Regions from separate parts of the Homo sapiens genome. Here region 2 is linked to region 1. Evidence: read pairs that join two places in POLR2A ChIA-PET (ENCODE). Cell type or tissue: GM12878. All regions are shown on one strand.

Region 1 (5,000 bases):
CTCGACTCACTGCAACCTCTGCCTCCCAGGTTCAAGCGATTCTCCTGCCTCAGCCTCCCGAGTAGCTGGGATTACAGGTGCCTGCCACTATGCTAATTTTTTTTATTTTTAATTTTTTTTGTATTTTTAGTAGAGATAGGGTTTCAGGATGTTGACCAGGCTGGTCTCAAACTCCTGACCTTTTTTTTGTATTTTTAGTAGCGATAGGGTTTCACCATGTTGACCAGGCTGGTCTCGAACTCCTGACCTCGTGATTCACCCACCTCGGCCTCCCAAAGTGGTGGGGTTACAGGCGTGAGCTACCACAACCAGCTGCTGAAAATCTAGTTTTCTGGATTTATCAACTGCAACTATACAACGGATACACAAAACTTACAAATAAATTTCCCCTAAAGTTGGCCTCACATTAGGTACTTTCAAGTGGCTGAAGTTACTTACTTGCTTACTGGTGCTGATTATACAAAGTAACTTTCTACTAAAAAACCTGACTTATTGGGAGGATCGAAAAGGAGAACAGGCCGGGCACGGTGGCTCACGCCTGTAATCCCAGCACTTTAGGAGGCCAAGGCGGGTGGATCACCTGAGGTCAGGAGTTCGAGACCAGCCTGACCAACATGGAGAAACCCCCATCTCTACTAAAAATACAAAATTAGCCGGGCGTGGTGGTGCATGCCTGCAATCCCAGCTACTCGGGAGGCTGAAGCAGGAGAATCGCTTGAACCCGGGAGGCGGAGGTTGCAGTGAGCCAAGATTGTGCCATTGCACTCCAGCCTGGGCAACAAGAGCGAAACTCTGTCTCAAAAAAAGAAGAAAAAAAAAAAAATTTATGTGGACACCTTAGGTAAGCTAGCTTGTGAGCCAATGATTTTCTGTGCTATCCAGCCTCCAAAATAGCCACCAGTGATTGCTGCCTCCTGGTATTCAGGCCTTTTTACAGTCTCCTCCAACAATGAATCAGGGTTAATCTATGTGACTGTTGTATAATAAAGACTTTGACTGCCCTTTGTTCCTGGAAAGGATACTCTAAATCCTTAGAATTTGGAGTAAATAAGCCAGTGGAAATTAAATAATACACTCCTAAACGAGTCAAAAAATAAATCAAAAAGGAAATTACAAAGTACCTTGAGACAAATGAAAACTTAACAAAAACTTATGGGATGTGGTGAAAGCAATGCTAAGAGGGAAATTTATAGCTGTAAATGCTCACATCAAAATAGACCTCAGCCAGCAGTGGTGGCACATGCCTGTAGTCCCAGCTGCTCAGGAGGCTAAGGTGGGAGAATCACTTGAGGCCAGGAGTGCGAGGCTGCAGTGTGCCATGATCACACCTGAGAAAAGCCACTGAACTCCAGCCTGGGTAACAGAGCAAGACCTTGTTTCTAAAAAGTTGGCCAGGCACAGTGTCTCACACCTGTAATCCCAGCACTTTGGGAGGCCAAGGCAATTGGATCACTTGAAGTCAGGAGTTTGAGACCAACCTGATCAACATGGGGAAAACCCACCTCTACTAAAAATACAAAAATTATCTGGGCATGGTGGCGCATACCTGTAATTCCAGCTACTCGGGAGGCTGAGGCAGGAGAATTGCTTGAACCCGGGAGGCAGAGGTTGCAGTGATCTGAGATTGTGCCACTGCACTCTGGCCTGAGCAACAGAGTGAAACTCCGTCTCAAAAAAAAAGTAAAAAGACCTCAAATCAACCAACCTAACTTTAAAGGAACTAAAAACAATAAGAAAACCAACGAAATCAAAAGCTGGTTCTAAGAGGGTCATGGGACTCTCCAAATCTGTAGCCACTTGGTCGAAAATGCAGGTGGCTGGGGGTACCTCCGAAGTACAGCTGGCATCTGAAGTGAGGACAGTCTTGTTGAGGACCATGCCCTTTGACCTGTGAGGTCTATGCTAATTCTTGGGTGGTGTCAGAAATGTATTGCCATGGCCAGGCTCAGTGGCTCATGCCTGTAATCCCAGCACTTTGGGAGGCCAAGACGGGCAGATCACGAGGTCAGGAGGTCGAGACCATCCCAGCTAACACCGTGAAACCCTGTCTCTACTAAAAATACAAAAAATTAGCTGGGCGTGGTGGCAGACGCCTGTAGTCCCAGCTACCTGGGAGGGTGAGGCAGGAGAATGATGTGAACCCAGGAGGCAGAGCTTGCAAGTGAGATTGCGCCACTGCACTCCAGCCTGGGGAACAAAGCGAGACTACGTGTCAAAAAAAAAAAAAAAAGAAATGTATTGCCATGTACCACTTGATGTCAGAATACTGACCAACAGAACAAGGAGGAAGTGACAGTGAGTGACTTCTGCGGCAAAGTCATAGAGTAGACTATGGCTTTTGCCTTATTCTCTTAGATTGCTTGTTTAGGGAGAAGCCAGCCACCGTATAAGAGTACTCAGACAGCCCTGAAAGAGGCCTACATTGGGAGGAAATGAAACTTCCCCCTAAACAGCATGAATGTGCCAGCCATGTAAATGTGTCACCACAGAACTCCATCAGACTTCAAGCTTTTTTTTTTTTGAGACGGAGTCTTGCTCTGTTGCCCAGGCTGGAGTACAGTAGCGTGCCATCTCTGCTCACTGCAAGCTCCGCCTCCCAGGTTCATGCCATTCTCCTGCCTCAGCCTCCCCAGTAGCTGGGATTACAGGTGCCCAACACCACACCCGACTAATTTGTGTGTGTTTTTAGTAGAGACAGGGTTTCACCGTGTTAGCCAGGATGGTCTCGATCTCCTGACCTCGTGATCCGACTGCCTTGGCCTCCCAAAGTGCTGGGATTACAGGCATGAGCCACCGTGCCTAGCCAGATTTCAAGCTTTTAAGAGACCCTAAGCCAGAACCTCCCCAGAGCTAAGCTATTACCAAATTCTTGAGAGACGTAATACATATTTGTTGTTGTTTTAATCTACTGAGTTTTGGGTTATTTGTTATACAGCAATAACTAATATACTTTGCTTCCTCTAAGGACAGAGAGAATGATGTATCCCGGGAGTTAGTGCACCTTTTTTACTTCACTATGTAAATAGGGAATTTAGAATATATTTCACAAAACACAATGAATACTATTATCACTATCAATCAAATTAAGTTTATAAGTGTCATATTAAAAAAAAAACCTTCCTAGCTGGGCGTGGTGGCAGGCCTGTAATCCTAACTACTCAGGAGGATGAAGCAGGAGAATCACTTGAACCCCGGAGGCGGAGGTTGCAGCAAGCACCAATGTACTCTAGCCTGGGCAACAGAGTGAGACTCTGTCTCAAAAAAATAAATAATTAAAAAAAAAAAAAAACTTACCAGGCGCGGTGGCCCAAGCCTGTAATCCTAGCACTTTGGGAGGCTGAGGGGGGTGGATCACCTGAGGTCAGGAGTTGGAGACCAGCCTGGCCAACATGGCAAAACTCCATCTCTAATAAAAATACAAAAATTAGCTGGGTGTGGTGGCAGACACCTATAATCCCAGGTACAAGAGAGGCTGAGGCAGGAGAATAGCTTGAACCTGGGGGGTGGAAGTTGCAGCAAGCTGAGATTGTGCCACTTCACTCCAGCCAGGGCAAAAAACCAAAACAAACAAACAACAACAAAAAAACTTGCTGGGCTAGGTGCTCAATTTCTGCCCCCTAGATAGGGATATACTATATCGATGTAAAACTGTTGCTTGAGCAAAAATTTAAGTTGTCATTTATCAAATATTTATTCAGTGCTTCCTTTCTTTGAAAATTCTAAATTATTTATTTGAATAAATATATGCACGAGATAAGGTAAAATAGGGTAAACAGTGTTTCTTGCATATCCTTTTAGGAATATTCTATGGCTACAAAACATCTCTAGAGACATTTCCCACAAATGAAAGCACACTATATATTGTTCTGTACCTTGCTTTTTCTGTTAATGTATCTTAGAGATCATTCCATATCAGGACAAAGTACCAGTCTGTAAGTAAAGTACTACCTTTGATGTACTTTATTTACATCAGTTCTCTACACCATATATATATATATATATATATATATATATATATATATATATATATATATATATTTTTTTTTTTTTTCCCCCTGAGACAGTGTTGCTTTGTTGCCCAGGCAGTGGTGCAATCTCAGCTCACTGCAACCTCTATCTCCCAGGTTCAAGCAATTCTCCTGCCTCAGCCTCCAGAGTAGCTGAGACTACAGGCACTTACCACTATGCCCGACTAATTTTTGTATTTTTAGTAAAGACACAGTTTCACCATGTTGGCCAGGCTCATCTCTAACTCCTGACCTCAAAGAACCCACCCGCCTTGGCTTCCCAAAGTGCTGGGATTACAGGTGTGAGCTAACACACCCAGCCTACAGATGGATATTTAGATTACTATAAATATTGTGCTATACCAATGTCAAGTTTCTATTATTGTCTACTTGGACTTAAAGTTGTAAATCCAAGTGGTAAGGCCTTCTTCACTCTAAAGGGCATTTTGCCTCATCAGTTTTTATTCCCTTTCTTACTACTGATATATATATATCAATCATATATATCATATATACACACACATATATACATATACATACAAAGATTGTTTTATTTTTCAATGTTTTTATTGTGATAAAATACACATAAAATTCACCATATTAACCCTTTCGAGTATACAATTCAGTAGTATTAAGTACATTCATACTGCTGTGCAACCATCACCGTAATCCATCTCCAGGACTCATTTCTTCTTCCCAAACTGAAACCTTGTACACATTACACAGTAATTCCCTCTCGCTGCCCTTCCTGCAACCCCTGGCAACCATCATTCTACTTTCTGTCTCTATAATTCTGATGCTGCCCAAGCTGGGGTGCAGTGGCTATTCACAGGCACAATCAGCATACTGCAGCCTTGAACTTCAGGCCTCAAGCAATCCTACTACCTCAGTTTCCAGAGTAGCTGGGACTACATACAAGGTTTCAATCCTTGAAGCAGTTGTACACTGAATGGTTTTCATATAATTAATCAAGGTATAAGTAGGTGTTAATGG
Region 2 (5,000 bases), 250 kb after region 1:
TTTAGAATAGTGTTTTTGTTCTTAAGTCAAAACTCAGCAGTTGAGCAGGCTTTAACTGAGCATCGTCTCTTGGTTTGCTGTTGGGTTTCAAATTGTCTTTTATATTTCAGGTATTAATGAAGAAAGCTGTTTCTCTTTCCTTCGCTTTATTGATATATCTCCAGCAGAAATGGCAAACCTTATGCTTCAGGGACTTTTGGCCAGGTGAGAGGTTTGCTTATTGCTTGATAAGAGGCCAGTTAGGAATAAATGGGATAGATATTGAATACTGTGGAATTAAATATTTAATATGATATCATCTTAGAGAACTTGTCATTAATTTTCTTTTGTTAAGAATAAAGTTTGTAGGCTGGGCACGGTGACTCATGCCTGTAATCCCAACACTTTGGGAGGCCGAGGCGGGTGGATCACCTGAGGTCGGCAGTTCAAGACCAGCCTGACCAACATGGAGAAACCCCATCTCTAAAAAATACAAAAGTAGCCGGACATGGTGGTGCATGCCTGTAATTCCAGCTACTTGGGAGGCTGAGGCAGGAGAATTGCTTGAACCTGGGAAGTGGAGGTTGCCGTGAGCTGAGATCATGCCATTGCACTCCAGCCTGGATCAGTTGAGGCCAGCCTGGATCAATTGAGGCAACAAGTTCAAAACTCCGTCTCAAGAAAAAAAAAAAAAATAGTACAGTTTGTTGACCAGGCCCAGGCGCAGTGGCTCACACTTGTAATCCCAGCACTTTGGGAGGCCAAGGTGGGTGGATCACTTAAGGTCAGGAGTTCAAGACCAGCCTGGCTAACATGGTGAAACCCCATTTCTACCAAAAATACAAAAATTAGCTGGGTGTGGTGGTACACCACTGTAGTCCCAGCTACTCGGGAGGCCGAGGCAGGAGAATTGCTTGAACCCAGGAGGTGGAGGTTGCAGTGAGTCAAGATCGCTCCACTGCGCTCCCACCTGGACAACAGAATGAGACTCGGTCTCAAAACAGAACAAAACAAACAAAAAGACTGTAATTTGTTATTCATAAGTGAATTGTACCTTTCTTTTGCTCATTTAGTAATTGTATGATGCTTCATAATATATCTTAAATAGGCCAGGCGCAGTGGCTCATGCCTGTAATCCAGCACTTTGGGAGGCCGAGGCAGGTGGGTCACCTGAGGTCAGGAGTTTGAGAGCAGCCTGGCCAACATGCTGAAACCCCGTCTGTAATAAAAACACAAAAATTAGCCAGGCATGGTGCCACGCGCCTGTTTCAGCTACTCAGGAGGCCGAGGTGGGAGAATCACTGGAACCCAGGAGGTGGAGGTTGCAGTGAGCCTAGATCATGCCATTGTACCCCAGCCCGGGCAACAGAACAAGAATATATATATATATATATATATATATATATATATATATATATATATATATGTATGTATACGCACACAGAGACACACACAGACACACACACACACAGACACACACACACCCCTTAAATATAAACTGTTTAGGCTTTTCTCCCATAATTTCTAGTAAGTCTTGTTTACTTGTTTCTACAGGGCAAACGGAGGCTGGTGATTCATTTAGTTAGTGATTGCAGCATAGCCTGCCTCAAGTGTTCTGGGAAGTTTAATTCTCTGTTCTCTGGTATAATGGTTCTCACTGATTTTATTACTTTTGATTTATGTAATCAGAAATGGTTATCTCCTTAATATGAAGGAATTTTTTTTTTTTCCCGAGATGAAGTCTCACTCGGTCGCCTAGGTTGGAGTGCAGTGGCTCGATTTTGGCTCACTGCAACCTCCGCTTCCTGGGTTCAAGTTATTCTCCTGCCTCAGCCTCCCAAGTAGCTGGGATTACAGGCGTGCACAACCACGCCTGGCTAATTTTTTGTATTCTTTTTTTTTTGTAGAGGTGAGGTTTCACCATTTTGGCCAGGCTGTTCCCGAACTCCTGGCCTCAATTGATCTGCCTGTCTCATTCTCCCAAAGTGCTGGGATTAAAGGTGTGAGCCACTGTGCCCGGCCAAGGTGAATTTTTTTTTTTTTTTTTTTTTGAGACAGAGTCTCGCTCTGTCGCCCAGGCTGGAGTACAATGGGGCAATCTCGGCTCACTGCAATCTCCATCTCCCAGGTTCAAGCGATTCTCATGCGTCAGCCTCCCAAGTAGCTGGTATTACAGGTGCCTGACACCACGCCCTTTTGTAGTTTTAGTAGAGACTGTATTTTGCCATCTAGGTCAGCCTGGTCTCAAACTCCTGACCTCAGATGTTCCACCTGCCTCGGCCTCCCAAAGTGTTGAAATTACAGGCGTGAGCCACTGCGCCTGGCAAATTTTTTTAAATACTGATAGGAGCTTTGCGGAGGATTTTAGTTTTCATAGTAGCAAACCATGTAATGCGAAATAATGTATCTGAAAGTAGGAAAGTAGGAAAGAACTGTTTCTAAAATGATAAAGATTTACAAAAGAGTTATGTTAATGAGAGACAATCCTTGCTGCTATGAACGACCCTCAAACCTCCATGGAGCACTGAATAAGCGTGTCTGCTGTGGTTTGTTTCAGATGGTTAGCTCTTTTCCTGTCTCTGAAAGCCTCCTACAGGCTCCATCAGCTACGCTCCTGGGGAGCGCCAGAAGGGGAGAGCCACCAGAGATACCTGAGGAACAAGGATTTCCTTCTTGGGGTTAATTTTCCACTCTCCTTTCCAAACCTTTGCAGCTGCCCTTTGTTAAAGGTAAGCAATTATTTGAGCATAAATTACCTACTTAGTATCTTCTTTCCTTTTCCTTGAATAAGTAAAAATAATAGTAAAGTAAATGAAGGCCTGAGAGAACCAAAAAGTTCCCAGAGGAGTGGGCGGTGCAGCATATTGAGTTCTAACTTAATTTACACTTTGTATATATATTTTTGAGTGTATTTATATTTTCAAAATGTTTTTTTTACAATACTGTGAAGTACACAGATCTTAAGTGTACAGCTCTGTGAATTTATATATGTGTATACACTTGTGTAACAACCACCTAGATCAATATATAGAATACTTCCAGCTCCCTCATGCTCCTTTCCGTTTAGTAGCTCTAGTTTAGAAAAAGACAAACCAACAATTAAAGGTAATTGCCATATTCTACTTCTGTCACCGTAGATTATTTTTGCCTGTTTGTGAACTTTATATAAATGGAATTATCTTGTATGTACTCTTTTGTAACTGGGATTTTTCACTCAGTATTGTTTATGAGATTTGTCCATGTCATATATAGCATTCTTTTTTTATGGCTATGAAGTATTACATTGTCTGAATGGACCACAATTTATTAATCTGTTCTACTGTGGTAGATATTTTGTTTGTTTCCAGTTCTAGGCTATTATGAATAAAACCCCTATGCACATTTGTCTACATGTTATTTGATGAATGCAAACACTCCTTTCTTTGGTGTTTATATCCAGGAATGGAATTGCTACACTGTCAAGTATAACCCTGTTTAGAGTTAGTAGCTTTTGCCAAACGTTTTTCTAAAATAGTTTTATAAATTTACATTTGCACCTACGGTATGTGAGATTTGCTATTATTCAGCATCCTCCACTACACCTGGGAATGGCAGTCTGTTTTGTTTTGTTTTGTTGTGTGACTCCTTATGAATAATCATTCCTTACAGTTTTAATTATTTTTGTGAATGTGTAGTGGCATCTCGTGATCTTGAATTATATTTCCATGAAAAGTAATGATGTTGTGTACAGTTTCATATAATTCTTGGCCCTTACAGAATAGTAGGTGACAAAGAAGGTGAAAGAAGGTGACAGGAACTGAAGTTATAGATGTAGGTCCAGGTCATATGGAACCTCATAAGAATTGCTGAGGGTTTGGAATTTATTCTGAGTGAAATGAGTAATGCTAGAGAGTTTTGAGAAGAGGAGTGACAGTTCTTTGTTATAGTCCTTCAGCTAGATTGAAGTTTAGAAACTAGGTCATTTTCCTTGTATCCTATAGAAAATGTTATGGGGTAGTTTTACAGTTACTGTTGTAGAATGAAGGACATTCTTTGGCTAGCTCATTCAGTATTTGCCCCCTGTACACTGAAAAGCTCACATGATTTCCTTCTCTTCTGTTTTCCCAGTTGGTTTCTTAAGCATTGCTTCATGTAATTTTTGGACTTTGGAGAGGGAATCAGTAATGCAAATTAATGTAATTGGATTCCAGCCTGTTTGGAGTAATGCTGTCAGTGGTGGCAGGGTGATTTCCTGCTGGTGAAATATTCCTAGTATGTCTACTGGGAACACTGGTATGTCTGAAGAGTTGCTTAATCTTCTGTAAAGATTAATTCCTTCTCTCAACCCCTAAATTTGGTAATATATGTTACTACTGTAATACATTTTTATCAGTTCTGCTTTTTATACAAAAAGCACCATTCTTCCAAGACATTGTTGTTCCCTGTTATATGGACACCTGCATTTTTCTTAACGCTAGAGATATGCATCACTCATTTGTATTCTTCTCTGTTTTCTGAAAATATTGTAGTATGTTCCAGAGCGTCTGCTTAGTGAGGTCCTTATATCAGTTAGAACCGTCTGAGAAATGCAGATGTGGGTAGTATGCTTTATGGGAAACTGGTCATAAAATATGTTTACGCAGTTGAAAGATTCACTTATATTTACTCATTTTAATTTGCTCTTGTAGTGGTTTAGAGTATACACTGAATTAATGAGCTATTGGGCCACGGGGAGCTGAAAGCTTATATATGTGTGGAGACACTGTTCTGCTTTCAATCTCATCATCCTTATCTCCAACATATGTATGTATATTGAAATACCAACCAAGTAGTGTATTTTGCTAGAGCTTATGGTTCTCATAATTAATGATAAGACTGTCAGCCGGGCGTGGTGGCTCACACCTGTAATCCCAGCACTTTTTGAGTCCGAGGCAGGCGGATCCCTTGAGGTCAGGAGTTCAAGACCAGCCTGGCCAACGTAGTGAAACCCCACATCTACTAAAAATACAAAAATTAGCTGGGTGTGGTGGCACACGCCTGTA

The links. Peaks named below come from ENCODE experiments on the same cell type or tissue, not always from the same donor. Only the 100,000 strongest peaks of a DNase experiment are listed, where the experiment ranks them.
Region 2: POLR2A ChIA-PET joins it to region 1 with 5 read pairs; 2 of 35 experiments call an interaction of 5 or more read pairs at or near these places.

What each region holds. Positions count from the first base shown.
Region 1 is chr15:41,288,711-41,293,710 of GRCh38, reverse strand. All of the region lies in intron 2 of OIP5-AS1 (OIP5 antisense RNA 1), which reads right to left. Among named protein-coding and RNA genes, the nearest start is that of OIP5-AS1, 8.5 kb to the right of the region's middle. In GM12878, no CTCF peak of the experiment used is centred here; a DNase peak (open chromatin) is centred at 2,390; H3K27ac peaks cover 1,252 bases.
Region 2 is chr15:41,042,612-41,047,611 of GRCh38, reverse strand. It overlaps INO80 (INO80 complex ATPase subunit), which reads left to right. Exons shown (of 36, transcript NM_017553.3): 23 at 111-204; 24 at 2,537-2,708. Among named protein-coding and RNA genes, the nearest start is that of INO80-AS1, 28 kb to the right of the region's middle. In GM12878, no CTCF peak of the experiment used is centred here; no DNase peak of the experiment used is centred here.